7 separate regions of the Mus musculus genome follow, and regions 1, 2, 3, 5, 6 and 7 are each linked to region 4. The links are chromatin loops, found by intact Hi-C in ENCODE. Cell type or tissue: heart. All regions are shown on one strand.

Region 1 (4,000 bases), 460 kb before region 4:
GGGAGACGCAAGGCTGAAATAGAGAAGGTGCTTTGAAAGAAAGGGAAGGGTCTCAGGAGGGTCCTGTGGGGGCAGGGGACTTAGGTGAGCTCACACCTCTGAGGAAGAGCTTTTGCTGTCACCTGCACCTCTGCAGAGGCTCCCAAGGATGAGGGGAGAGGAGCAGATGGATAGCTGAGAGGGACAAAAGGTTGGGAGCTGGATAAAATCAAGAAGCATTGATTCTCTCTCTCTCTCTCTCTCTCTCTCTCTCTCTCTCTCTCTCTCTCTCTCTCTCTCTCTCTCTTTGTGTGTGTGTGTGTGTGTGTGTGTGTGTGTGTGTGTGTGTGTGATCACAGGCTTCCTGAGCCCACATCAGCTTCATGACCTGAGGATAACATTTTTTCCCCTTTGTAAAAGAAGAAAAAAAAAAAAGGAGGGATTTCAAAACATTAATAAGAGAAAGTACCTGCCCATCTTACCGAGATTGGCCAGACACACTACCCTCTGGGATTTCTGAACTCTAAGTGTCATCCCCCCCTCTCCCTCCCCCGAAGGGAATGTTTCAGTGACTCTCCTTTGAAGTGTTCACACTTTGCCTCCAGTGAATATTTATTTGCCTTTGAAACTTTCTGTCATCTTCGATGAGAGGGGCTTTCATGAACCTCCTTCTGACCCAGGGGTCCACCTCTGCCAGGAAGGGAGCCCAGAGCTGAGCACTGGACCGACAGGCCTCACGCTGGTCCCAGCTCTGCCTTTAATACCTTCATGGAGCTGCCTGAATCCTTTACCTCTCTGCCTGACCAGAAGCTGCCCTTGTGCTGGGTAAAGCACAAATCACCTGTGGGAAACATCGTCCAGAATACAGCGTCAGCCCCAGCCTCATCTCCAACACTGTAGACACCCAACACACTGCAGATGTGATAAGTGGGGGGGGGGGATCACAAACCATGTCATAATGCAGACAAAGACAAAATAAAATGTTTGCTTAGAATCTACAGATGCTCGGGGCCTGCTGAGTGACACAGGCCATTGGAAAGCCGGAGTCTCTGAGCCATCTCTGTGCGCTCCTGGCTGAATCCCTCCCTGGCACACACAGTTTGAAGTATTGAGGGGACGGCCCAGGGACTGGCAGCCAGCTATTTATATTCTAGCTGGAGCAGAAGCAATGCACCCTGGGAGAGAGTCCCGAGTAGTACCTATGGGGGTAAGAAAGGCTTGAGTCACACAAATGAGGAGGAACCCAAGAGACAGTGCGTGCTTACAATATAGAGTAGTGGGCGGTGGCCTTTATTCTTTGGAAAGAAGCTTTGGGGAACCTATGACCTCTAGGACTTTAAGAACATGGGAACCTGAAAGGCAAGGAAAACAAGAAGCCCAGACAAGAGACGGAGCATGAGCTGAAGATGTAGACGCCTCCTAAGGCGGTGGCTCTCAGCCTTCCTGATGCTGTGACCCTTTAATACAGTTCCTCGTGGTGTGGTGACCCCCAGCCATAAAATTATTTTATTGCTACTTTATGACTTTAATTTTGCTATCTTTATGAATTGTAATGTAAATTTCTACGTCTTCCCATGGTCTTCTGCGACCCTGCGAAAGGGGTTGAGTCTCTATTCAAAGGCTGAGAGCCCCTGCCCTAAGGGCTGAGACAAGCCTCTGAAGCTGGTAACAGGAGCCCAGGACCACTGCTCTAGGACAGTTCAGCAATGTAAATAAGAAGGAAACTTAGCCTCTCCAACCCTGAGGACCTCAAGTGGCCGGTAGCTCTCAGTAGACTGATGAAACCCTTCCACTTCCTCAGCCCTGAAGGGACTCCAGTCTCTGGTGACCTGCTGTAAAAAGCCTGAGAGTGTCAAGGCACCTAAGGTGGATTCAGCTCCCACCGCGATCAGAAGTATCCATGCTGCCTGCTCAGAGGAGGCCAGGAAGGCTGGGAGTGGCCTTAACAAAAGGCCCAAGTTCTCAGAAATTAGAAAGCATTGCGTGCTAAACCACGTTGATTGCTCCATAAACCGACTCCCTTAATGCATAAACAGCAGTGTGAACTGAGCACTGATGGCTACCGATCTTGGACCCACTCGCGTGGACAGTCAATGTCTTGTTGAGGAGACGTGAGACAAGCACTCCCAGACAATGAGTTCTTGAGTTCATGAGATACACGCAACTTGTCAAGTCCTTGCAATGCTTCTTTCTGACAGCAGGGGGGAGCCAACACCTGGTAAACGCCCGGGCACACTAAACCTTGCCGGTGCAGAAGAAACTGCCAAAGAAACAACCAGGAAATGATACCTTGGAAAGAACTGAAACCCAAGCAGGCTGGAAATGGAGGCAGCTCAGGCCCAGGTTTTGTAGGTGTTGCGGCCAAGATTATCGATCCCCCGAGTAAAGCAAATGTCAGCTGGGGAAGTCCAGGCTGGCCTTTAGGGTGACTGTTGCTCCGTATCTTACTCTAGCACCACAGACAAACACAATCTATTTCCTCTTTCTTTCTGTCGTGTCTGAGCTCACTCCGGTCAGGGCTAAGCCAAGCTCAGAAGAGGCAAAGACCTCAGGAAGGAAGTGGAAGGGGATTGGCTGGCTTCTTCCAGTTCAGCCTTACTGCTTGTCACTAACGTGTCTCCTCATATTCAAATTCCAACCATCCGGCTTTCTCCTCTTACTGCAGTATGTGGAAGTGTTCTACCTGGAAGAGAAAAGCTCAGGCGATCTCTCTATGCTCCCATTTTCTCCTTTGTGAAAGGAATATAAATATAAATATATTCGATGACAAAAAAGAAACCTGGACCGTGAGAGGCACGCCTCCAAGAGGTGAGAACAGAAGAAGCTACGAGAGCCTCCTTCTATCTCAGGTGTCCACCTCTGCCAGAAAGGGAGCCGGAGCTGAGCACTGGACCGACAGCCGACAGGCCTCGCGCTGGTCCCAGCTCTGCCTTTAATACCTTCATAGAGCTGGCTGAATCCTTTACCTCTTAGCATGACCAGAAGCTGTCCCTGTTCTGGGACCAGAGGAAGGCAAATGTGGGAACCCCGTGAGAGCACAGGCTCTTAGCTGTGTGACCTTGAATGTGTTGCTTAACCTTTCCTAGCCTCAGGTTCCTCTTCATCAAACGAGAAGTGGGGGGATGGAATGAGATGAGATTTAGTGGGTCCTTAGTGGTGACAAGTGATAGCATATCCCCTCACCACATTAAATAATAGATGGAGGCGCACCAGTTGGCTGGTGCCTGCAAAGTGTCAGGCATTATAATGAATTTCAAAAGTCATAAAATGATAAATTTTTTTGGATTTTATGCTCATTTAGCAGTTTTCTGCTTGCTTTGACAGTCATTTCTTTGCACATTTACCAGAAACAGGTAATATTCAGCAAGACACACTTCACTATCATTTAAAGGATGAAAATACTAAGATTCAAGGAGATTAAATGAATTAGCTAAAGTCCAGCCACTCAGGAAAAGAACCAGGAAAAAACGACTCTTCATAACTCTAATTACTACCTTCAAGGATATAATAATAATACTATCATGAGATGGGACTTAAGAGGAGACCCTAATCAAGTTGTATAGAATGAAGTCAAACAAGGGCACAACCGGGAAGGGGGAAGCATGTTTGCTAGAACCATGGTACGTGTTTGATCAAGCCAGCAGCCTTCACTGTCCACTACAGGCAAAAGCCCCAAAGAGAACAGACGGCACTTGGCTCTCTTCATGAGAGAAGAAAGCTGGTACCACAGGCTCATACCTCAGATGAATTATGAACCTTATAAACACATTTACCCCAGCAAAATGTTTTGTGCAGGCTGGGTGCTATGTCAGACACAAGAATCCAGTCACAGAGTCGAACCTTTGTGCAGCTTAGCAACCAGCAGGCAGGTGAACAATGAACAGATAATTCACCCAGAGACACACAAAGTCCTCCTTTAGCATCCACGGGACCCAGGATCCTGCCCAGTCTGCAGGTACTCAACTCTCACATGGAAGATGCTACGGTGTTTTCATAACTATACACATTCTCCCAGACACTC
Region 2 (4,000 bases), 130 kb before region 4:
TGGAGGATTGTTTTTGTTGTGCTGTTTTCTCCTGTTTTGTAAAACAGGATTTTATTATAGTACTTGCTGGCCCCCAACTCAGTAATACGCCTGCTTTAGCCTCTCAAATGCTAGGATTATACACGTGAGCTATCATGCTTGACTTTTTATTTTTCCTTTGTTTTGTTTTAAACTTCATCCTATTATAAATTATCTCAGGGGCATTATTTATGGAGTGTGTTTTAATGTTTCTAATATAAGTCCGGCTTATACATTAGATCTTATTAAATAGTCATGTCTTTCATAATGAGGTTGAATAGTTAGTTCTGGGAATAAACGTGTTGATGTCCATGTGCTTTGCTTGTGCTTTGCTTGCCTTCCATATATATACATTTCTTTCTGCTGACAGTGCCTCTGCTATGGAGTCGAGCCTAGATAACTAAATGTGTAGGGCCATTCATTCGAGTATATTTCAACTATAGTATACTGAGAACAAATGAATAAGAAAGAGACTTCACTGTCAACTTAGTGAGTTTGCAGTTTAATTTTCAGTAATATTAAGTTATATAAGAAGTATATTTGATATATCAGTTTAGTGAGATATAAGCTACATTTATATAGCTCATATTCATATCATATAGTAATATTCATAGAAACTAATTTTTATCTTGGGCAGAACCATAAATGCAGTATTCTATTTTCCATTGGGCTATAATTGATAATAGATTCTGTTTACTGTTTGGAAATTGAAAAGAAATTTGGAACAGTGGTCTCCTTATTAGCCACTAAAGTTCTTTTTTTGTTTTGTTTTTTGAGACAGGGTTTCTCTGTATAGCCCTGGCTGTCCTGGAACTTGCTCTGTAGACCGGGCTGGCCTCTTAACACAGAGATCTGCCTGCCTCTGCCTCCACCAATGAGGGATGAAAAGCATGTGCTAGCATTGTGCCACTAGTGTTCTTAAGACGTTTGTAAAGTTCCTTATAACACAGGACTGTTTAATGTATCTGAGAGAACCTTTCAGTTGGACGTTTATTTACTCTTGTACTTGTTAAACATTATGCTATGTTGTCACAGCTGCTTGACATGGAGAACATGCTTACCGTGTCATCAGATCCTCAGCCCACTCCTGCAGCCCCTCCTTCACTTTCTTTACCTTTATCTTCATCATCTACCTCATCCTGGACAAAAAAACAAAAGAGGACCCCCACATATCAGAGATCTGTAAGTCAGGAAAGGAGTGATTCAGTTTGTCTTGCATTGTGTTACACGCATGGCTTATGGGGGCCACGTCGTCTGGTTGAAGTGCCAGTAGGCTCAATTTATAGCTTCCTAATCATTTCTTTGACTTTGACTTTTGAAAGATTAACTTTCGGACCCTGCTGTTGTAAAAATGTCTTAAAGAGTGAAGAAGCATTGCTTGCCTTAGATCTTGTTGGAAGAGGAGAGTTTATACCCTTATCTTCACTGAATCTGACTCTGCTGTTTTAATTAAATTGTCAAGTGGCTTTAGTTGGAGAATTTAAAGCCAGTTGTGTGGAGGTGGACCTCGTTTGAGTTGTCTATCAGTGAATTTCGGCCAGTGGTTGTTTTCTACATGGTAAAATGGGCATAGTGTATTGTTTTTGTGAAAATTAGGTTAATACATTTCAGAACAGTGGCTAATACAAAGGAAATAGAACCCAATTACTAACGGGTGTGCATTGATTTGCATATTTTGGACATCCCATGTATTAGTGTATTATTTAACGGTTTATCTTTTTTTTCCCTTTAATATAGGGTTTCTCTCAGTAGCTCTGCCTCTTATGGAATTTACTCTGTAGAGTAGGGTGGCTTGGACCTCTCTCAGATCCACCTGCCCCTGTCTCCTCAATGCTGGGATTAAAGGCTTGTTCCACCACCACCTTACTTAACCATTTATTTTTCAAGAATTTTGGTCCTTGGGACTGGAGAGATGGCTCAGTGGTTAAGAGTGCTGGCTGCTCTTCCAAGGACCCAGGTTTGATTCTCAATACCTAGCAGCTCGCACCTGTCTGTGACTCTGGTTCCAGCAGATCCACTGCTGGACTCCGGCCTTTATGGAGAGTAAGCAGTATGTGATACACAGACATACATGTAGACGAAACTCCCATCATTCACATAATAAAGAATATTGGTCATTGAAGATATATCTTTTTTAATAATTGCCCAACATTTCATGGAGCTAGAAATGTTTATGTCATAATTTCAATGCAAGGGACTTTTAAAGTTAATGTAAAGACTTAGAGCTAGTGCTTCTGTGGTAAATTACTCAGCCTTTTTTGGATGCTTATTCCATCTTATGCTTCTTTTTTATTTTTCTTAGGATTAATTTATTTTATGTATATGGGTACATTGTAGCTATCTTCAGACACACCAGAGAAGGGTTTCAGATCCCATTACAGGCGGTTATGAAGCCACCATATGGTTGCTGGGAATTGAACTCAGTACCTTTGGAAAAGCAGTCAGTGCTCTTAACCGCTGAGACATCTCTCTAGCCCCTTAGCTTCTTTCAAACTTAACAAATAATTCATTTTTATGATTTATGAAATCACCAAAGTAAAAAAGTATTTGACCTAAACAGATTGCATTGTATTGTATTGTATTGTATTTCAGTAACTCCTTTTTCACTGAAGAGAATGTTTCATTTGCTTTATTATATAGCTCAGAATTGATCATTGAAACAGATGACATTAGAGATATCAGTGTTTTCTTAGCAAGAAAAAGGTTTTGAATGTCCTTAGAAATTAACTAAACATTGTTAGACAACTCTATGGCTAGGAATTTGTATTGGAGATATTTTTGACTCATAATTTTCAAATTTTTTTCCCTCATAATTTTCAATTTTTTCCCTAAGGACTTGAGTGTGTGTTGTGCTACAATTTTTAAATTTGAATTAAATATTGAATAAGACATTTATTGTGTTAATTTCTGCTAACTTTATGAATTTAATCTGCATGACTTACCAAATAGTATTAAGATATTTTCTTAATCTGGTAATTCTAGGTTACTAGTTTTTATATTAACCACTATTATTTTAAAATTGCTTCAGTAATTTAAAGTTAATGTTAAGAACTTTCACTAAGTGTTGTTTTACCTAGTGTTAGTATTGTTTGGGGTTTTTTTTTGTTTTGTATACATAGATCTATATATATTGACTTTTTTTTTTTAAACAGATGAGCTTTGATCCAAACCTTCTCCACAACAATGGACACAATGGGTACCCCAATGGTACTTCAGCAGCACTTCGTGAAACTGGGGTTATTGAAAAACTCTTGACCTCTTACGGATTCATTCAGTGTTCAGAACGGCAAGCTAGACTTTTCTTCCACTGTTCACAATATAATGGCAACCTCCAAGACTTAAAAGTAGGAGGTAATCTGTCAGCTCACTTTTGAACTTTCTACTGTGTGTCTGCTTGTTCCTGATAGGACTTTTCAGTCTGTTATAAGCCAGAAAAGATGAACATATTAGTTTTGCTTACTACTGAAATATGTGCCCTAATTTTTACTATGGCAATGTCATTTTGAGATCTGAAAAACTTAACTGGTAAAAAGATATATTTGAGGTTTGTTTTTTTTTTTTCTTTAGATACTTAGAAGATTTAAAGGAATGAAATTATAAGATTTCTTAAACTAAAACAACAAAAAAAAATCCCAAGAGGCTAGAAAGATGCCACAGTAGTTTGAATACTTGATACTCTTGTATAGGACCTACGTTCAGTTCCTAGCACCAACCTCAGCGCATACATACTCAGTTGCAAGGCATCTGATGGCCTCTTCTGGCCTTTGTGGGCACCAGTCACCAAATGTTGTCTGCATACATACATACGAACAAACAGGCAAAACTCTGATTCACATAAAAATATTCTTGAGAATGAACTTAGAGCTGTGGCTAACATGAGTATTTGGTGTGTACCAGATGCTGGGGGTGCATGCTGTTTAGCATTATTTTGTTTAATCCTCTCAGCAATATTGTATGTTAGAAATTATTCCATTTTATAGAT
Region 3 (4,000 bases), 110 kb before region 4:
ACAAGTCTAGGATTCTTTATAGCTCCAATGCTGTTGAAACTCTGAGCTGGGAAGTATATATAAACTTGTCTGTCTTGTCTTGCTAGCTAAGATGAGGCAAGAAGAGTCTCCCTCATTAAAAGTGAGTCATTTGGGTAGGGAACATACAACTGCTTGCCTTCTTCCCAGCAATTGTTGGTTCTTCTCACTTTCACTCTTACAGTGAAGGCCCCAAAGCTGTTGCAGCTCCTCGACCTGACCGGTTGGTCAATCGCCTAAAGAACATCACCCTGGATGATGCCAGTGCTCCACGTCTAATGGTTCTTCGTCAGCCAAGGGGACCAGATAACTCAATGGTATGATTTCATTAGGGATGTGAGGGAGGTCAACTAATAATCTTACTTGAGCTTAAAGAAGTTAGTGAAGCAAGCAAGGGTTGCTTATCACTAATTTGGACTCCCTAACACATTAATTCAGACCCTAATAGAGTAGATGCTTTCTATAAGAAGCACTTCTTTCCGTTTTGAGATAGGGTCTCATATGTAGATTAGAGTGGCCTTGAACTCCCCACTCTCTGCTTTGCCCATGGTAGGATAACTGATTACACCAAGAAGTGCATTTCTTGGTATATTCTATTTAATAAGTTTCTTACTCTTAGGAGAGAATTGGTAGTGGATATGATAAATACTTTCATAGTTGATTTTAGAATTGTATGTTGTGATTGTCAATACACTCAAATCATTAACTGTTATATTTCTTCATAGGGATTTGGTGCAGAAAGAAAGATCCGTCAAGCTGGTGTCATTGACTAACCACGTCCACAAAGCACATCATTAATTCACTATGGTCGAGTTGGGGGGATTCTGGTGAAGGGTTCTGAATATCTTTCTCTTCATCCCTCCCAAAATCTGGAATACTTATTCTATTGAGCTATTACACCAGTTTTAACACCTTCCTCGTGTTATGTTTAAAGAAAAAAATAAATAAATTTAAGAAACCATTTTAAAATTATGCACAGTTGCAGCCTGGAAAACTTAAAGGTGGCGCCTTATAGTGTCAATTTAGGAGCTTTATTTGGTGCATTTAACGCAACTGGTAATTGCAAATTCCACTTGGCCTGTGTAAGTGAACAATGCAGACTGTTACTTTGTTGGCCCTATGAAATTCTGCACTCTAGTCAGTATATACTCTACCTTCATGACTTAACACTCAGCTGCATTCTTTTCCTATTTTTTCCCTGTTCATTATGCTTTAATTCTGAGGACCATATGAAGGTAGAATATATTACCTTTAAAAATTGCAAAAATTTATATAGCAAACGATATTCTTAAGTTGATGGCCAAATGTTAAAATGTTATTTTCATATCATTTATAATCTTGTCACAATCCACTTAACGAAGTTTGATTACATTTCAGTGAAAATTATCTTCCCGAGTAGTTTTTTTTTTTTTTTCTTCCTGGGATGGGGGGGGTAAATAACTTTACTACAATTAGTATGTGTGGTGCAGAATTTCATGCAAATGAAGTGTGCCAGCAGTGTGATAATTTAAACATATTTAAACAAAAGACGAATGCACAAAATTGCTGCTGCTTAGATCACTGCAGCTTCTAGGACCCAGTTTCTTTTACTGATTTAAAAACAAAATGAACAAAAAAATAATAATAATAAAAAAGTTGTGCCTGAAATGAATCCTGTTTTTTTTAATAAATAGCCCCGTGGTTCCAGTGCCCTGTTCAATACAGGCACTTGATCCTTGGTGTAGCTTCTGTTCAACTTTGTATCACGGGAACGGATTGGCCTGATTTCTCGGCCTTCATCTTGAATTGGCCCCAAACAGGGTCCCTGGCAAGTGGAGTGAAGGCTTTTTGTCTAACAATGACAAGGGTCAGCTCAGGGGTTGTCGGGGAGGGCGCTTTCATCTTCCCCGTTGTCATTTGAGGTTTTGAACTCTGGGTAAAGAGGCCGTTTATCTTTGTAAACACAAAACATTTTTGCTTTCTCCGGTTTTATGTTAATGGCGAAAGAATGGAAGCGAATAAAGTTTTACTGATTTTTGAGACACTAGCACCTAGCGCTTTCATTATTGAAATGGGGGCGGGGCGGGGCTGGACTGGGTGCGGCCGGCTGCAAGACTCTAGTCGTCGGCCCACGTGGCTGGGGCGGGGACTGGGGCGCCTTGGGCGCCTAGTGATTACGTAGCGGGTGGGGCCGGAAGTGCCGCTCCCTGGCGGGGGCTGTTCATGGCGGTTTCGGGGTCTCCAACAGCTTCTCAGGTTGAAGTCCAAAAGCCTCCCGAGGCGGGGTCTGCGGAGTTTGAGGTAAAGCTCCGGCCTGCCTGGCGTCGGACTTCTCAGCGTGTGAACGCCTGGCGGGGCGGGGAGACGCGGAGACTTGGCGAGCTGAAACAAAGGCTTGGGTGGGGGACTCTGGCTGGCTCTGGGGTGATTTTCGGAGCCGGAAAGGGGAGTTTCGGGAAGTGGTTGTGCCAGGCGGACCCCAGAGCTTGGGTTTGCAGGAATTGGAAGAGGGGGGTTCTTTTCCCGTAAACTGAGGGCGGGGCCGAGTAGATTGAAAAAATAGTCGCTGGTCTTTAATCCAATAATCTGGCCCGCACTCATCTGCAAGGAATGCTATGTTTCTGAATCACTTTGAGAACTTAGTGGAAGGCCACGTGTATCGAATGGGTGCCTTAGAAACAGAAGAGTTTGGTAAACTCATAGAAGCCCTTGAAGTATTGTAGGTTTGGTTTGCCAGTTTAATCGTAATTGCTGCTTTTCTACAGGTTTTTGCTGGTGTGAAATGACTGAGTACAAACTGGTGGTGGTTGGAGCAGGTGGTGTTGGGAAAAGCGCCTTGACGATCCAGCTAATCCAGAACCACTTTGTGGATGAATATGATCCCACCATAGAGGTGAGGCCCAGCCCCTGCCTGGCCCTTATCCTCACTTTGGGCTTTCTCTTGCCCATAACGGCTCTTTGAAAGTAAAGAGAAGAGAAAGCAAGGAGGTATTCCAAAAAAGCAGTAAACAAGTTCGTGCTTACTGAGGATTTCCTTTTAAAAGAACACAGTTTTCATTGTTTCTTTATGTCACAGCTCTTTAATAGAAACGTAGGTCACAAGGAAAAAGATTGTAGGCGATCATACAGTGAGGATAGAGAACTCAGAGCTCTGGATAGTCTGAAGTTGTCATTTTTGATCTAGTCCAGATTGAGTTGGGGTAGAAACAAGTTGAGATTTTGAGTCATTGTATCTAGGAATTTCTTCACAATTTAGTTACGGATATTGAGGAAAATCACCTAAATCCTTACAAGTCTCATATTTCTATATGACGTTAAATTTCTATCACTTCCCTGGGATTAATGGTGCAGGTATGTATAAGTCCAATTTGTAAGCATTCAAGAGGCTGAGGGAGGAGGTTTCAATTTCTAGGCTTGCCTGAACTACTTACTGAGGCCCTGTTTACAAAAACCAAATATTTTTTTCATGTGTAAACCTGTTCTAACACACAGGAATGTTAGTTAAATTCAGATGTCTACACAGGTTACATTTTAATATATTCATGAAACAAAATATAAGCACATTTCCAAAACCACAGATAAGGTCTTCTAAGTTTGGACTATTATATAATAAAAATAAGAATTTGGCCATAAATCCATACTAGATGTTTCTGGTTTTGTTATTTTTTATTAGTGGTTTTGTTTTCTTTGGTTTTTTGTTTTTGTTGTTGTTGTTGTTATTGTTTGTTTGTTTTTTGTTTTTGTCTTAACCTCATAACTCAGGCTGGTTTTGTTTTTGTTTTGTTTTTTTTTGAAACAGGGTCTCACTGCACTACCCTGGCTGGCCTGAGACTTGAACTCACAGATATAAATTCACCTGCCCTTATGTCATGTGTGCATGCATGCGTGTGATTATGTATGTGTATGTTTGTTTGCTATTCATGCTACTGTTAGCGGGTTGAGGGTAAATCACATAGGTAGGCGTATTCATCCTGGTTAATTACATTTCTCTGGTTTTAAATAA
Region 4 (4,000 bases):
ACAAATCTCAAAGATCTCACAGAGGTCCTCCTGCCTCTGCCTCCCAAGTGCTGAGATCAAAGGCGTGCACCGCCATGCCTGGGCTCGTTATTTTACAGTGGTGTTTTATCTTTGGTTACTGATGGGTGCAAGAGCCTCTGCTTTGTGCTTGTGGTTGTCCTTTACAAGGAGAAGACTCAGAAATACTTGGTGTTGAGTTCCTAAAAACAATGCAAAGATGAGATTGACAGAGAAATAAGGAGAATAATGAGAGTTTCAGGTACTAGGGAGACAGACATGGAGGACACCATGGTCACACGATTCTCATCACTGAAGCATCATATTGCTTTAAATACGTGGACGGTTTGTGCTTTCTAATTCCAGTACTGTCACCATTGATTAAACCCCCCTTTTGTCCCATGTCCTATCTTGGAGAATTTCACTCATGTTAGAACTTTAAAAAAAAAGCAGACACCAGGCATGGCCTCCTCAGAACACGTGTCCTGCTGGGATAGCTTGCTTCTCATATGTCAGCATTATGCTTTATGGAATGGAGCCAACATTAAAATGTCCTTTTAAGGACATAGCTATCTGAGTTTTGGTGTTTACAATTTGCAGCACTGTGATAATCTACATGTCATCTTATTCAAGCTTTAGATCAGCTTCATGATATTCTACAAGAAACTGGAGTTCAGAGAAGCTAAGGAATTTGGCCAGTTATATACAAGAAAGAACTAAGCCAAACACTTGACTTATGAACACATACAAAGCTGGTTAGTCCTACAGCTGTAAATGAACTCTTTATAGTGATGTTTAAAGTTCTCTGTGGAGCACACCAGAGCTTCCTTTTTGGCTCTGATGAGACGTTAAGCTATGGGGGTCTAGACAAGGTTTGTTCCTTTGTTTCTTCTTCTGCTGCTGGGGATAGGACCCAGGGCCTTTTGTGTGCTCTGCCACACTGGTTATTTTTACATCGGTGTGAGTTTTTAGTGTTTCCTAAGCCTCTTCATCAACCAGATGCTGAAAATCTAAAGTAGGAGTAGCACCTGGGAAAGGGAGTTTGTCAGTGAGGGTACAGTTTTCATTGATAAGTGAGAAATGTTGTGGTAAATGTCAGTTGTTTTCTGTAACCTTTGCCCACTGCTTTACCTGGCATGGAAAATACTCATTCAGACTTGGAAAGTGTTGTTTGTTGTACTGGGATACAACTCACTGACTTGTATAGTATTGTCATTGTCACTCATACTAGGGTGTCTGAATGAATCCATTTAAGACTGGTGCTGTGCAATATAGTTCCCACACATGGGTCCAGGGAAGAGAACTGAGTCTGTCCTTTCAAATGTTAGTGCAGCTCACCCAGGGGAGCTCCTCCCAGACAGCTCTCTCCTTTCCTTCTTCCTACACTCCAATCCCGATGGAACAATTCATGACTGGTTGTTTATAAGATGGGGAAGGAGGGTTTACTGTGGTCAATCATGACTGTCCCTCTGCAGGGAGACTGCTTTTGGGAGAGTCTTAACCTTCTTAAGATCTAAAGCTGCTTCCTTTCCTTGAGTTTGTTGTAATTTGTTTTTGTAAATGTTGTGAATTCTAAATACGTTTGTAAAAAGAATTGTTCAATATTTCTATCAAATGTTTACAGATAAAGGCATTTTAAAAAAATTCCCACAGATCTCTTGGAGAATTTAAAACAAATGCACATAAGATGTGTAGTGGTTACTTTTCTATTGCAGTGATAGAACATTGACCAAGCAACTTAAAGAAGAACATTTGCCTTGGCTTACATTCCAGGGCTGAGAGTTAATTCAGGTGGAGAAGCATGAAGGCAGTAGCGGGAGAGTTCACATTTTCAAAGGGCAACTTGAAAGCAGAGAGCAAAAGTAACTAAACCTCTGCAACAGCGCCACCAGCTGGGGACTGAGTGTTCAAATCCCTAAGCCTATGTATGAGAGGCAGTTATCAAATCACAACACACACACTTTACATAAACCCATAAACAGCACATTTACACAATGTAAATTCGTAAATACTCAAATCCAGCTTAGACTAACCAGGATTATAACCGAGATCAACTTTTCCAAAGCTCTTGGTTGAACGTACACTGGATAGCTTATATAGTCTCACAATCTTTTTTTCATTACCTCTTAGTCTGGAAGATATTTTACAAAGAATGTATGCTAACTACAGCCTGAGGGGTTGAGAGGCAACGTGGAGTAATATTTTATTACCACAAATCCTAAAGGCAAAAATGATTGGGTTTTGTATAGGCCCTAAAGACAAAAAATAGCAAGATTTTCTCATTATTTTATCTGATCACAGCCTTCCCTCCCACCTATCCTCCTACTCCCTCTCTTCTCTCCTTTCCCCATCTTCTCCCTTTCTCCTCAGAGAAGGGGAGGCCTCCCGTGGATATCAGCCTTGGCATAGCAAGTTGCAGTAAGACTAGGCCTATCTTCTGTTGAGGCTAGACAAGGCTGCCCAGTTAGGGGAAGGGGGTCCAAAGGCAGAGTCAGAGACAGCCCCTGCTCCAGCTGTTAGGGGTCCCACAGAAGCTGCATATCTGTTACATGTGTGTAAGGATCCAGGACTGTCCATTGCAGCCTCTTTGGTTGGTGGATCAGTCTCTGTGAACCCCTGCGGGACCAGGTTAGTTGATTCTGTATGGCTTTTTTTGTGGTGTCCTTGACCCTTCTGGTTCCTTCATTCCTTCCTCCCCTTCTTCCACAAGATTCCCAGAGCTCTGCCTAATGTTTGGCTGTGGATCTTTCCATCTGTTTCCAGCAGCTGTTGGGCGAAGCCTCTCCTGTCTGGAAGTGTAGCAAAACATTAATAGTGTCAGGGGTGGGCTTGCTCTCATGGGATGAGTCTCAAGTTGGGCCTTGATCATCCCCTCAGTTTCTAGTCCATCTTTATCCCCACACATCTTGTAAGCAGGACAAATTTTGGTTTTGTGGGTAGATTGGTGTCCCCATCAATCCATTGGAAGTCTTGCCTGGTTCCAGGAGGTGGCCATTTCAGGTCCTATATCCCCTGTTGCTTCAAGTCTTATGGTCACCCTAGCATATTCCTGTGAGTTTCCCTTTTTCTGGGCTTCTAGCTCTCCCCTGAGTTGCCTCCACTCCAAGGCAGAGCTTCTAAAATGAGGCATTTTATAGTTATAATTACAGTCATGGAAGGGATGAGGTGTTTGCAGTGCTGCGGACTGACCTGGTTTTGCCATTGAGCCGCACCCCTCAGGTTGTTGGATCTAAAAATTTAATTGGAAAATAGGCGCACATTTCTAGTTTCTATAAAAGAACATTCTTAAGGGACCGGCTGCGAAATGAGGATAAAGCAAGGGAGCGCTAGAAGCCCAGCACTATGTGAGTCTAAACAATGGAAGGTTAAAGGATGTGGAAAATATATTTCTCCCCTCCAGCCAAGTCCAGCAACCACCTCTTCCGAAGTCTGCCCTACCCACTCCTTCAAAAAAAAAAAAAAAAAAAACGGCACCCATACAAAGAAAGGCACCCCGGCACGCCAGCACGTGATGCTTAGGCTTAGAGCCTAGTGGCTATAATTACCAACTGCGCGTGCGCCCGAATCGAAGCCCCAAAGGCAGCGGCGTGTGTGACGTCATTCCAGGCGCAGGCGCAGTGGAATTAGAACCGAGGCTGCGCAGACTCAGAAGGCGCTCTTGAAGCCTAGTGCCGCGCGATGGCGGGCACGGGCTTGGTAGCCGGAGAGGTGGTGGTAGATGCGCTACCATATTTTGACCAAGGCTATGAGGCACCCGGCGTGCGGGAAGCGGTGAGTGCGGGTCATGTGCGGCGGGTCCGCCGAAGGCACGCCGCCCTTTCCCGCCGCGACCCTGGCCTGTTCTCGTTCTTAGGCGGCGGCCCTGGTGGAGGAGGAGACGCGCAGATACCGACCTACCAAGAACTACCTGAGCTACCTGACGGCCCCGGATTATTCTGCCTTTGAAGTAAGTGTGCCTTTGAAGTAAGCCAGGAGGCTTGCGGACTTTGATACGGGAGTGAGG
Region 5 (4,000 bases), 110 kb after region 4:
AGCCAATGCATTATAATATATTTATATAATATTAAAAATCTACTTATTATTTAAGCTAGTATATATTTTATTAATTGCAAAAGTTAGGGATGCCGGGCATGGTGGCGCACGCCTTTAATCCCAGCACTTGGGAAGCAGAGGCAGGCAGATTTCTGAGTTTGAGGCCAACCTGGTCTACAGAGTGAGTTCCAGGACAGCCAGGGCTACAGAGAAAACCTGTCTTGAAAAACCAAAGCCAAAAACAAAACCAAAACAACAACAACAGCAACAACAAAAAGTTAGGGATATGTCTGAAAGCACTTTGTAAATTGGAAATTTCTGCTTATGTACTGTTGTATTTATTACTGGAATACCAATGTCCTCCTCCGTGGTCCTGGAAATACAGAAAAGCTGGTAGATAATGATTAGATGCAGAAATCCTGTTCTCTTTGATACTTGTGGTTTTTGAACTTAGTGACAAAGCATATGGAAGTTAATGTGTTCTTTGCATACCTTTGCACACCTCAGTGACATACTTCCTCCTGATACTTTCAAGCCGTTCTGCTCCCAGGTGACCAACCATTTAAATAAATGAAACTATGGAGGCCATTCTTTGTTTTTGTTTTTTCTTTTGGTTATTTTGAGACAGGGTTTCTCTGTGTAGTCCTGGCTGTCCTGGAACTCACTTTGTAGACCAGGCTGGCCTCGAACTCAGAAATCCACCTGCCTCTGCCTCCTGAGTGCTGGGATTAAAGGCGTGGGCCACCAGGCCTGGCCACATGGAGGCCATTTTTATTCAAACGACCACAAGTGTTATCTCCTATTTTTCCTTTCCTTGTTGAAGCCATTCCTCTCACACTAATTCCAGGGTCTCTGTTTGCCTTAGGCCCTTTGTTTTTTGCCACCTGCTCCTGTCTGGAATACTCTTGTGCAAGCCAGGTTTCTTCACCTTATCAGCAGAGCCCTTGCTCAATCAGCACAAATCCTTTACACTCGCCTTATTTTTACTCCAAAGCATTTATCATTTCCCCCGACATACTCTCCATGTTCATCCTCTAAACTGTCAACTTCTTGAAGGCAGAGAGTTTCTTTGTTCTCCTGCAGGAACCCCAACGTTTCTATCTTAACACGAAAGTCAGAAGAGATTTTGAAGGAATTGATGAAAAACGCTTTTCTGTGAATTTAAAAACTCACCCAAATAAATTTCCTGTATAACTACGGTCTAGGACGGGCTTGTGAGACTCACATTAAAACAGCTGTTGCACTTACATCATTTCCCCTCCCCCATTTCTTTTTGGAGGCAAGGTCTCCCTATGAAGCCTGATGCTTAAGCTGGCCAGGAACTCAGCAGTCTCCCTGCAGGTGACTACAGGTGGGCACTATATCAAGTTACACTTGTTCTGGCAGCACTGGCTAAATGAAGGTCTGATGGCAGCCTGAGGCGGAGAGGCCCGATACCAACAAAACAAAACCCTTTCATAAAGCTTCTAAGATTGAGGTGGTGAGGACAGTCAGCTGGCCCACCCGGGGACGCCGAGTGAGATTCTCGGGATATAATATTGGTTAGAAACATGGTCTCCCAAACTGGCACATCAGCCGCAGGGACTTTTCAACATTCATCTGGTTTTCAACTTCCTGATTCTGTTTTGGGGTGTGGCCCTGGCATCTCTGTTTAGAAAAAAGCTCATTTGATTGGCTTTCAGGTATGTAGCAACGTTGGAGAATCACCTTAAGAAGCTAAAAATAGCTATTAGAAGACTTCTGTCTCACCGCAGGAGCCTATATCTGGAGACTTTTGGGGTGTGTGTGTACGTGGTGGGGGGAACTCTGCGCAGCCGCTCTCGGGTGTCACAGCCCTCTAGAGAACGCGGTCCAGCAACACCCAGCGAAGACCCAGGTGGTCCGCACCTCCTCGGTAGGAGGCCTCCGCGACCAAGCGCGCGACAGGTGAAGCTTCCGCGGTGGCGCGCCCGTCGCTGGGGATGGCGTCGCCGTGGAGACGCTCGCTCGGGGGCGAACGCAAGCCGGCCTCCTACTCCTGCATGTTTTCCCTCCCTTCTTCCCGCACCACCGCGGCTTCGGCGCTAGCAGCCACATCATAGAGACCCAGTTCCACCAGCTCCTACCGAGCTACACAACTCCAGCCGGGTGGCAACAGACCACACCGAGGCGCGGAGCTGCATCGCGGTCTGTCCCGCGAGCGCGCGCGGCCGGAGTTCCCGCCTCCCTCCGGAGGACGTCGGTGCGTACGTGCGCGTGCCCACCCCTCCCGCCCCGCGACGCGAGGGCGGGGGCGCCGCGTGCGCGCGCGCTCTCGTGCGTTCGCTCGCTCGCTCGCTCGCTACTTCGCTCGCTCTCGGCGGCCGCTCTTGCTGTGGCTGCGGCTGAGGCTGGGGGCGGCGGCGGCGGCGCGAGCGGCGGGCGGCGCGGGGCGGTCCGGCGGGTTCAAAGAGGAAAACATGGCGGAAAACAAAGGCGGCGGTGAGGCAGAGAGTGGCGGCGGGGGCAGCGGTAGCGCGCCGGTAACCGCCGGGGCCGCCGGGCCCACGGCGCAGGAGGCGGAGCCGCCTCTCGCCGCGGTGCTGGTGGAGGAGGAGGAGGAGGAAGGCGGCAGGGCTGGCGCGGAGGGCGGTGCGGCTGGGCCCGACGACGGGGGGGTGGCCGCGGCCTCCTCAAGCTCGGCCCCGGCCGCCTCGGTCCCCGCGGCCTCAGTGGGCTCCGCGGTCCCCGGAGGCGCGGCATCGACGCCGGCTCCAGCTGCTGCCCCAGCCCCGGCCCCGGCCCCGGCCCCGGCCCCGGCCCCCGCTCCCGCCCCGGCTCCTGGTTCCTCGTCGGGGCCACCTCTCGGACCACCAGCCTCGCTTCTGGACACCTGCGCGGTGTGTCAGCAGAGCTTGCAGAGCCGGCGCGAGGCGGAGCCCAAGCTGCTCCCCTGCCTGCACTCCTTCTGCCTGCGCTGTCTGCCGGAGCCGGAGCGCCAGCTCAGCGTGCCCATCCCTGGGGGCAGCAACGGTGACGTCCAGCAAGGTGAGCAGCAGGCCGCACCCGGGAGAATCTGGTGTGGCGGCTTGGGGTGCCGAGGGTGCTCGGACGGTGCAGTGCAGAGAGGTCTCCGAGACGAAAGCTACGGCCCCGGGGACGGTTACCAGAGAAGCTGCACCGCCGGAGATATGGGGAGAGAGAAGGGAGGGGTGCCGGCTGCGAGGGGCTGGGGGAGGGGATGCTGAGAGGGAGGTTTGAGGCGCTTCTGCAGAGGGTGGACTAAAGAGACAGAAAAGGGGTGTACCGAACCCTCCGTGAGAAGTGAGTTGGGGTGGGAAGGCCTGGTCCGACAGTGTTGATAGCTAGGGGTTGGAATGGATTGCTTATTGGCCTGTTCGGTTAAGAGAAAGAGCTACCGATTAAATGGTAATAAAAGACATTGGAGTCCTTGGGTTAGAAGAAGGCACTAGGGTGACATTGCGATGAGGAGCTTGGTAAGTGATATTAGTTGTGAGGGGCCTGCGTGGTTAAGGGGAAATCCTGGGATTTGAGGATGAAGAGAGGAACTTGGAAGGGAAGAGTGTCAGGGAGAGTTGGGCTTATGTTATTTCATTTGTTATGCATTAATAGCTCAAGTATTCAGGGCACTGTGCTAGAACTGAATAAAATGCTCAGTGAGGACTCCTTCAGTCCAGTAGTGGAACCCTGTGTCACCTGAAGCAGTAGAGGTGTGGGTATCATGGTTGTGGCATTAGAAGGAAGGCCTGGCTGGAAAGCTTGAGTGACCACTTCGCGGGGGCGGACAGTATTCCCAGCACAGGACACTTTCTACAACTCTAACTAAAGGATGGTATGTAAGATGACTGGAAGTTAGATTGGATTAATTGGCTACATAGTTAAGGAAGTCCATCCTTCCAGTTTCTGGAAACTGTGTTTGGATTTGAGATGCCATATTGGATTTTTCTGTTTCCTAGAAAGATCTCTTGTGTAGTACTCTAGCAGGGTACTACATGCCCATTATGAAAGTGTTTCTATATAG
Region 6 (4,000 bases), 210 kb before region 4:
GCTCACAGGAATACTTGCATCCCTTTTTTTTTTTCTCTTGTTTTGTTTGATTTGGTTTTTAGTTTTGTTTTTCCAGACAGGTTTTTTTCTATGTAGCCACATGGCTGTCCTGGAACACATTTTTGCAGACCAGGCTGGCCTTGAACTCTCAGAGATCTGCCTCTTTGTCTCCTGAGTGCTGGGAGTAAAGGCGTGTGCCACCACACCTGGCACTTGCATCATTTTCTACCCCAAAATTTTCACAGAGTTCCAGACCTTTCATATTTAATTTTGCTACAACTTGGGGAGGGAGGTGTTTGAGGTCTTTTTTGGGTGTTGGGGTTTTTTTTGATGCTGCAATGTTTTTTGATTTACAAGGTTTTATAACAAAGTTCTTAAAATATTTAATAGGAGTATGGTACATATATAGCAAAATAAAACTTTCAAAAATAAAATATGAATAAAATGAATTTTAAAACATGCTGTAGTATTAATGAGACACAGCTTTGTGTGAAGACACTTGCCCTGGAGAGTGATGGCCTGATGCCTGGCACCGCATGATGCAAAGAAAAACCACCTCTCCAGGGCTGTGTTCTACCCTCCTCACACACTTCATGCCACATGAGTCTGCACACGCACACACACTCACAAACATAAATAAATAAACAAACAAACATAACATAATGTTTAAAACACTCAAGTAGATTTCTAGTAAACTAGAGGCATGAGAAAATTTCTGCCCTGCTAGAGAGCAAGGGCCCTGTGGATCTGGAAGGACTCTGTCTTGTTATCTTTCCTAGTGTAAATATTTATTTAAAACAAAATAGCTTAGCTAAAACAGGACCTTTTATCAAGATGAGCAACTTGATATGGACAAAATCTGTTTTTCCTTTAATATCTATAACTTACTAAAAAGTGTACTTTTCAAAAATTGTCACTGGTAGGTATTCTGCTAAAAATATGCTTAATTCTACAAATGCTTTTGCATTTCCTTCTCCTTAACCAAAAAATTGGTCTCAAAGATTTTTGTCTGTGTAGAGTTTTAACAGGAAGAAGAAACCCTGACTCTGGAAAACTAGGTGACATAGTGGAGGTTCACACTGTTGAGATCTACTCTTATAGCGTGTATCACCTGAATTCTGAATAAATGGAGTCGATTGCTTCAGAAGAAAAATGTTTTCATTTCCATAGTACCTCTTAAAAAAAACCATATCATTACAAAAAATGGCTTACATGGCAAAGTTATTCTCTGATGCAAAAATTGTAAAAAAAAAAAAATAAAATAAAATAAAAATAAAAAAATAAGACTTTTCATGCTGATGCACCTTTGAGCCAAGGTTCCCAGTCAAAATTTACCCTAGTCAGAGAAAATCAGGAGAATGTCTTTGAACAACAGAAAATAAGGTTTATTAACTCCTCTATGAGAGTTTACTTTAGAATATAGAAGACTCTTGCCAACGTGGACTATTAACCTATAGTTTTGATAGTAATTTATTGACATATAAATTTTTAAGATTTATTTATTATATATATAAGTACACTGTCGCTGACTTCAGACACACCAGAAAAGGGTGTCAGATCTCATTATGGGTGGTTGTGAGCTACCATGTGGTTTCTGGGATTTGAACTCAGGACCTTTGGAAGAGGAGTCAGTGCTCTTAACCGCTGAGCAATCTCGCTAGCCCTTATTGACATATAATTAACTCATGAAACTCAACCTTAACTATAGAATTCAAAATATTCACTTCTAATACAACTGTCATCACCACACAACTCCAGAGCCCCTGATGCCTTCAGCCCTCAAATCCAGCAGGGGTCACACCTCACCTCCTTTCCCAAACACCTGTCATCGTGTCTCCTCCCTTTTCAACAGATTCATCTAGTCTAGATATTTCATGCAAAAAGGGCCATAAGGTTGTGCATGTAGTTTTGAAAAATAAAGGGATTTGATTCGTTTTCTCTCAAATAAATTTTATGGATGAATAATGATAGCAAAAGAGGAAACATGCTAATATTAAAAATACTGAAACTATAAAATTAATACATTCTATATTTCAGGAACACAATTTGTATGTATTTCTCTAGTCTAGTCTTTATATCATCATAACAGTTTCAACAGACGTGTCAGATACAGCATAAGTTTCATGGTGTGTTGGATCTACTTATACTCTTGCCTCTCAGGACAAAGCACATTATCAGTGAGCTCATGATTTAAAAACAGGTTTCACTCAGCAAGTGAGACAGTGAGCATCATCCCTGGATGGATCACATTAACAGGTCAATTGTCAACTGAGTTCAACTAACACTCCAAAATCCCTCTGAGCTTCTATCGGCAAGAATGAAATTACTTTATAATCTTCTGCAGTCCACACAATTTCTTATTTTTAAGGAAAGTGGTTTTCAGGGTTTACCTCTAAATAACAATCAGCTCACTCATTTTTGCAAAATAAGAACTTGTGGTGGTAGAGGTTAAAGCCCTCAAAAATGTCTTTTTAACAACACTGTACAGTTTAGTATACACCCAAAGCAACAATGAAATTAACACTCGTATTTAATTCAGACAGCAGAAGATTTTTAAATTGTCTTATTTTAGAGAAAACAAATACTCACAATTGGGTAGTGTTCCTGCAGTCTGCCCTCCTCCTCATGGAATGAGAAGAGAAATGTAGCAAGTCCGTTGACTTCCCAGCTGGGCAGAGCAGGCACTTCCCTGCTTATCAGAGGCTGGACAGGGGACGTTGCATCCACTTAGGCTCCAGACACTCTGCAGAGCAGTGCCTCAGCTCTATCTCACAGACAAACTTCCCACACAGTCCTCTCTTGGGTTAAAACAGGGCAATTACAGGCTGACATAAATCAAAATATAACCGGTCCATCAGGGACTGAGGCCTTTGGGACCTGCAGGTCCCACTCTCCAGAGCTTCTTACTGTTTACTTAACAAATGCTTTGTGTTCTGAATTTTATATTCTTCCACTTTAGCTATAAAACATTGGGTCTCTGCAAACCAGTAAGTAATGTATGCAGAAGTAGGGAGAGCTGTACAGAAAGAACAGGGGTCCACATTGATTGAAAAACCCATTAACATAGGTGCTGGGACAGTTCAATTTGTTTGTACTGTATCTTCTTTTTTCCTACAGAAAAAGAAGTTGCCTCACCAATTAAATGTATGGATAATGGTTTATAAATTAGTACACTGATCAGTGTATATATTACCCTGTGTTTCCTTCCTCTTCCATAAAAAAAAAATGTAATATAAATAAATAAACACCAGACTCTAGTGCTTGCTTAGGCTCTCATAGCTAATTAGTAAGAGATGAGATTCCATGAAAGTCCAAGCAAATAGCTTTACTATTGTTTTGTAAGATGCCACTTATATAAACCAAGTGTGTTGGACACTAATCTCATGACTCATCCCCATATGGTTGTGGTGACCCCCAACCATAACATAATTTCTGTTGCTACTTTATAACTGTAATTTTGCTACTGTTATGAACCATAACATAAATATCCCTGTTTTCTGATGGTCTTAGGCAACTAAGAAAGGGTCATTGGACCCCTGAAGGATGTCGAATCGCTGAGAATCAGGTTGAGAATTGCTGCTTTAAGGCACTGTTGGGAGGCATGGTTACACAGTTTCACTGTTAAACTCTGATTTTGTTGGTCACATCTTCTCTGACGGAAGGCCTCATCTGCTTTGTCTGAGTTTGCAGTTGTTACACTCATGATGAATTCTAGTTCCTTGTTTCCACAAGGAAGAATTCCTGATGAAATCTCCAAGTCATGGCACATTAAACTGTGTTGCTTTCATCTTTGTTTTTGTTTTAAATTGAGTCCAAGCGTCATACAGCCCAGGCTGACCACAAACTTGCAATATTACTCAGGACAACCTTGACCTCTGATCCCTCTGCTTCCATCTCCCAATCTCTGGAATTATAGGCTTGCAACACTGTTCCCTGCTGGACCAACTTGTTTGTTTTTCTGTTTTGTCTTTTTTGTGTTTATTTTTGTTTGTTTGTTTGT
Region 7 (4,000 bases), 210 kb before region 4:
GTCCAACCCACATAGAACTGTTGTGCATAGCCATGGCGCTGTTTGTATTTTGATCATAATTCTGCTTCTCCAAGAGAGGTTGCCTGGAAAAAGGAGTGAATCACACACTTCGTGTGACCCTTCTAATGAATAAAGATTGCAAAGAAAACCAATCACTGGACGAGTAGGAGAAAGGGAGGAGAAAGGCTTTTGGACTGGAAGGATGATGGAGCAAAAAATGTAGGTAGTGGAGACCTCCAGTTCAGGATTTAACTTAGAATGGCTTACAATAGTAAGCCTTTTGGATCTAATAAGAATGTTAGTTGCTGTGCCCAACGATTGTGTTGCCTTTTGATTCTAAACCAAGATTGTGTGGTGTTTTCCTTCACACGGCAACTTGACTGAGTTCCAGACAAAAGGTGGCACCCCAGGCAGCCACAGGAATTTGGAAGTGTGGGGCTGGCATGGCAGAGACCTGCCTTGGGAATTTAGCAAGCTGGGTGGAGAGATTTCAGAGCTCCTGGTCAGAGAGTCTCCATGAGATAAGAACAAGGCTAGCCGGTGCCTTGCCAGAGATAGCATGGATTGCATTTTTTAATATTTCATGCTACATAGAACAGTGCCTCTTGGCCTAATTTGGTAATGTCAACTTAAGACCCATTTCCTGGGGGCACAACAGCTGCCTCTCCCAGTTTCACAGTAAGGGACCTTAAAAGAACATCTTTACTCAATAAGACCTTGTCTCCAAAAAATGTTTTTTATTAAAAAAAAATAATAATAGGATGTCCTTTTTGCTCCCTAAGCCTGTGAATTTGTTTCCGACCCCACCATGAAGCCAGCTCTGATAAACCTTTTATCTGAAGAACAATCCAACTCCAAGCACCTACTGAGCCACGCCTGTCTCTCTAACCTTGACAGTTATAGCTATAAAGTACAGCCAGGCTATAAACAATATAAATTAACAAATTAACTTACCCCAAAAGGAAAAAAAAAACACACATTTCAAATAAAACAAAACAAGAGCAAACAGCCTTTTGTCGGACTTCTTTAAAGCGTGTGGAGAGCTTTTTGGGTGCCGCTTGGCAGGAGTCTGGCATTGGCCATGACAGGAACATAAGCCCAGGCAGGAATCTGACATTAGGGCATAATAAGGAAGTAGGTTTCGGCAAGAATCTAACTTTAAGGTATAATAGAGAAGTAGGGTAAGGCAGGAATTTTAATCTTAGGGTGCAACAAAAGATCCCACAGAACATTGAAAATCATCCCCACAAGTCATTTGCAGCCCAATAGCATCCAACCCCAGTGCAGGGTACAATCAAATAGCTCGATACAAGAAAAATGTTTCTGGGACGATAGCTCTCTAGTAAAGTGTTCGAAGAACATGCCAAGATCCTAGGCTCAATCCCCAGCACCACAAACCAACCAGGGAAAAAAATCAGTAAAGCAGTTACCTATTTTTTAAAAAAGAAAAGGGCCCTTGCTGGCTGACTGTCCAAAGCAAATCTTTCTCACTCCGTGGAATGAGAGTTTAAGTTCCTTTGAAAACTGTGTGTAAGATTACATCTATAGCATTGCTATAGTGTTTGTGTAGAAATTTCTAGTGCTACCTGCATTCTTTTTTTTTCCATTCCTTTCTGCTTTATGAGATTTATATTAATATTAACATTTCAAGCATAGGTGAGGCCTGAGGAGATAGACCAGTAGTAACTAAGAGCCCTTGCAGCCCTCGCCAAGAGCTCAGGGCTCAATTCCCAGCATCCACAGGGTGGCTCACAACTGCCTGTAGCCCCAGCTTCTCACCTTCCCAAGCACCTGCACTCACGTGGTACACAGAGACTCACAAAGTCACACACAGATATACACATAAAATAGAAAAATAAGTAAACAAATCTTATCATTTTTTTCAAGTGTTGGAGAGGAGGCTCAGCTCTCCTCCCCCCGCCCCCCTCGAGACAGGGTTTCTCTGTTTCCTGGCCTCAACTCAGAAATCCTCCTGCCTCTGCCTCCTGAACGCTGGGATTAAAGCGTGCACCACCACTGCCCGGCCAAGGCTCAGCTTTTACAAATGAGTTCTATGTATTCTTGTGGGGTTCCTAACTGTGCGCGGTGGCAGCGGGAGGGAAGTCTCTGGCTCTTTTGCCTGCTTGTGGGACCCCTTTCTTCCTACTGGGTTGCTTAGTCCAGCTTGGATGTGATGGTATGCGCACCTAGTCTTTTCTTAACTCCTTATGCCACATTCAGTTGATGTCCCTGGGAAGCCTGCTCTTTTCTGATGGGAGGAAAAAGGGGTGGATCTAGAGGAGAGGAGACGTAGGGGGAGAGACTGGGGGTCGGGGGGGGGGGAGGGGAGGGAAACTCTGGTCACGATGTAATGCATAAAAGAAGAAAAGAATGTATTCTGCTCTTGCAGAGGACCGGGATTCAATTTCTAGCACCCACATTGCAGCTCACAAACTCCAGCTCCAAGCAAATCCAATGCCTCTGACTTCCATGGGAACCTGAGCTGCAAACACACACACCATTAATAAATCTTCAAAAAAAAAATCTATCAACCATAAGTACTGTAAGTTTCATGTACAATTTGACATAAAAGCTTGCCTCCATCTGTCCTTAAAACTAACTTCAATTTTTGTGAGTTAATTCTTCTTTTAACTGAATACAGTATTTTTTAGACTTATTTATTTTGTGTGTGTGGTGTGTGTGAATTTTTCATTAATATATGTCTGTGTACTTCTTGTGTGCCTGGCACTAGAGGCGGCCAGAGAAAGGTATTAGAGTCTCCAGAAGTGGAATTGCAAATGGTTATGAACAAACATGTGGGTGCTGGGAATCGAACTCTGATCTTCTGGAAGAGCAGCCAGTGCTCTTAACTGCAGAGCCATCTCTCCAGACACACACACACACACACACACACACACACACAAAGAAAATATTTTATTTTTATTACATACCATAATACTGTGTGGGTTCAGCGAGGTAGTACCCATCAGACGTAGCAACATAGGTATTTGCCATTCTCTGGTCCAGCTTCTAGTTGTTTCCTTCAGCAATGCTAAACACTTTCAGAACAAAACCTAAGGGGGAGGATTGTAACTTACATTATCAGACTACTTATGACTTTATTACATTACAGTGTAAAGCCAGGCATGGAGGCACATGCATGGGATTGCAGCACTGTAGAGACTGAGGCAAGGAGAGTGTCACTGTAAACAACCAGGACTACATAGTAAGTTCAAAACCAGCCTGAGCTACATAGCAAGATACTGTGCCAAAAAACAACAAAAAGTTACAATGGCTTTTTTTTTTTTTTTTTTTTGATGAAAACTTTAAGCTGGCTAGCTGACTCCTGGGGTACAGAAGCTTGCAGCAGAAGCCTGGCAACCTGAGTTCAGTTCCCAGGACCTGCAAAAAGGTGGGAGGAGAGAACCAATGCCACAAGGCTGTCATCAGCCCTCCACCTGTGTTCCACACATGCACACACACCCACATACATCACATGTACACACACACATATTAGCAATTTTTTAGAAAAAAGTGAAATTTGCAGAATTTATAGATGAGACTTATATTTCCATTATAATCAATAAGTTTTTTTATGTTTTCAAACACCAAGTTATTTAATTTTGCCAATTTCTTATTGCTCAGCCTTTAATTGGTTTTTGGCAATAACCATTAGAGGCATACTGAATTTGAAGTTAGAATTCAAACATCAGTTCACCACTTACTTTTGGGTAACTTATTACACCTTTCTGAACCTTAGCTGTAGCACGGACAAAGCTGTTGGTGTCTGAGAAACTCAGCACAGCTCCTAACAGTGATGGAGTCCCCAAAACTGTTACTCTAGGGGACTGGAGAGATGGCTGTGCAGTTCAGAGACTTGCTGCTCTCCTATAGGACAGAGATTGGTTCAAGCTTACAACTGCCTGCAACACCAGTCCAGGCAATCCAGCACTCTCTTCTGGCATGCACACACACACACACACACACACACACACACACACACACACACACACACACACGA

What was found. Hi-C counts contacts between places; a loop is a spot of excess contacts. Peaks named below come from ENCODE experiments on the same cell type or tissue, not always from the same donor. Only the 100,000 strongest peaks of a DNase experiment are listed, where the experiment ranks them.
Region 1: a loop joins it to region 4, with 6 times the contacts of the local background. A loop is called at or near these places in 13 of 42 quality-filtered maps.
Region 2: a loop joins it to region 4, with 2.7 times the contacts of the local background. A loop is called at or near these places in 4 of 42 quality-filtered maps.
Region 3: it touches region 4 in a loop (4-fold over the local background); 15 of 42 quality-filtered maps call a loop at or near these places.
Region 5: a loop joins it to region 4, with 2.9 times the contacts of the local background. A loop is called at or near these places in 8 of 42 quality-filtered maps.
Region 6: a loop joins it to region 4, with 3 times the contacts of the local background. A loop is called at or near these places in 2 of 42 quality-filtered maps.
Region 7: a loop joins it to region 4, with 4 times the contacts of the local background. A loop is called at or near these places in 2 of 42 quality-filtered maps.

Annotation. Positions count from the first base shown.
Region 1 is chr3:102,713,002-102,717,001 of GRCm38, forward strand. No RefSeq gene overlaps it. Among named protein-coding and RNA genes, the nearest start is that of Tspan2, 20 kb to the right of the region's middle. In heart, a CTCF peak has its summit at 2,174; DNase peaks (open chromatin) are centred at 2,340 and 2,480; H3K4me3 peaks cover 470 bases; H3K27ac peaks cover 1,040 bases.
Region 2 is chr3:103,035,522-103,039,521 of GRCm38, forward strand. Csde1 (cold shock domain containing E1, RNA binding) reads left to right here. Exons shown (of 19, transcript NM_001161854.2): 3 at 3,171-3,369. The coding sequence starts at 3,171. Among named protein-coding and RNA genes, the nearest start is that of Csde1, 17 kb to the left of the region's middle. In heart, no CTCF peak of the experiment used is centred here; no DNase peak of the experiment used is centred here.
Region 3 is chr3:103,056,143-103,060,142 of GRCm38, forward strand. It overlaps Csde1 (cold shock domain containing E1, RNA binding), which reads left to right. Exons shown (of 19, transcript NM_001161854.2): 18 at 203-335; 19 at 744-2,044. The coding sequence ends at 791. Nras (neuroblastoma ras oncogene) reads left to right here and starts at 2,143. Exons shown (of 7, transcript NM_010937.2): 1 at 2,143-2,298; 2 at 2,763-2,890. The coding sequence starts at 2,780. In heart, no CTCF peak of the experiment used is centred here; a DNase peak (open chromatin) is centred at 2,159; H3K4me3 peaks cover 1,750 bases; H3K27ac peaks cover 1,502 bases.
Region 4 is chr3:103,168,098-103,172,097 of GRCm38, forward strand. It overlaps Dennd2c (DENN/MADD domain containing 2C), which reads left to right. Exons shown (of 19, transcript NM_001384113.1): 19 at 1-1,641. It overlaps Bcas2 (breast carcinoma amplified sequence 2), which reads left to right and starts at 3,558. Exons shown (of 7, transcript NM_026602.4): 1 at 3,558-3,768; 2 at 3,851-3,943. The coding sequence starts at 3,676. In heart, CTCF peaks have their summits at 1,893 (motif pointing left) and 3,638; DNase peaks (open chromatin) are centred at 1,864 and 3,604; H3K4me3 peaks cover 1,100 bases; H3K27ac peaks cover 1,561 bases.
Region 5 is chr3:103,277,441-103,281,440 of GRCm38, forward strand. It overlaps Trim33 (tripartite motif-containing 33), which reads left to right and starts at 1,853. Exons shown (of 20, transcript NM_053170.3): 1 at 1,853-3,006. The coding sequence starts at 2,439. In heart, no CTCF peak of the experiment used is centred here; DNase peaks (open chromatin) are centred at 2,211 and 3,071; H3K4me3 peaks cover 2,996 bases; H3K27ac peaks cover 2,508 bases.
Region 6 is chr3:102,961,499-102,965,498 of GRCm38, forward strand. It overlaps Nr1h5 (nuclear receptor subfamily 1, group H, member 5), which reads right to left and starts at 2,635. Exons shown (of 11, transcript NM_198658.2): 1 at 2,590-2,635. In heart, a CTCF peak has its summit at 1,787 (motif pointing right); no DNase peak of the experiment used is centred here.
Region 7 is chr3:102,955,390-102,959,389 of GRCm38, forward strand. It overlaps Nr1h5 (nuclear receptor subfamily 1, group H, member 5), which reads right to left. Exons shown (of 11, transcript NM_198658.2): 2 at 2,931-3,053. The coding sequence starts at 2,994. Among named protein-coding and RNA genes, the nearest start is that of Gm22826, 5.3 kb to the left of the region's middle. In heart, no CTCF peak of the experiment used is centred here; no DNase peak of the experiment used is centred here.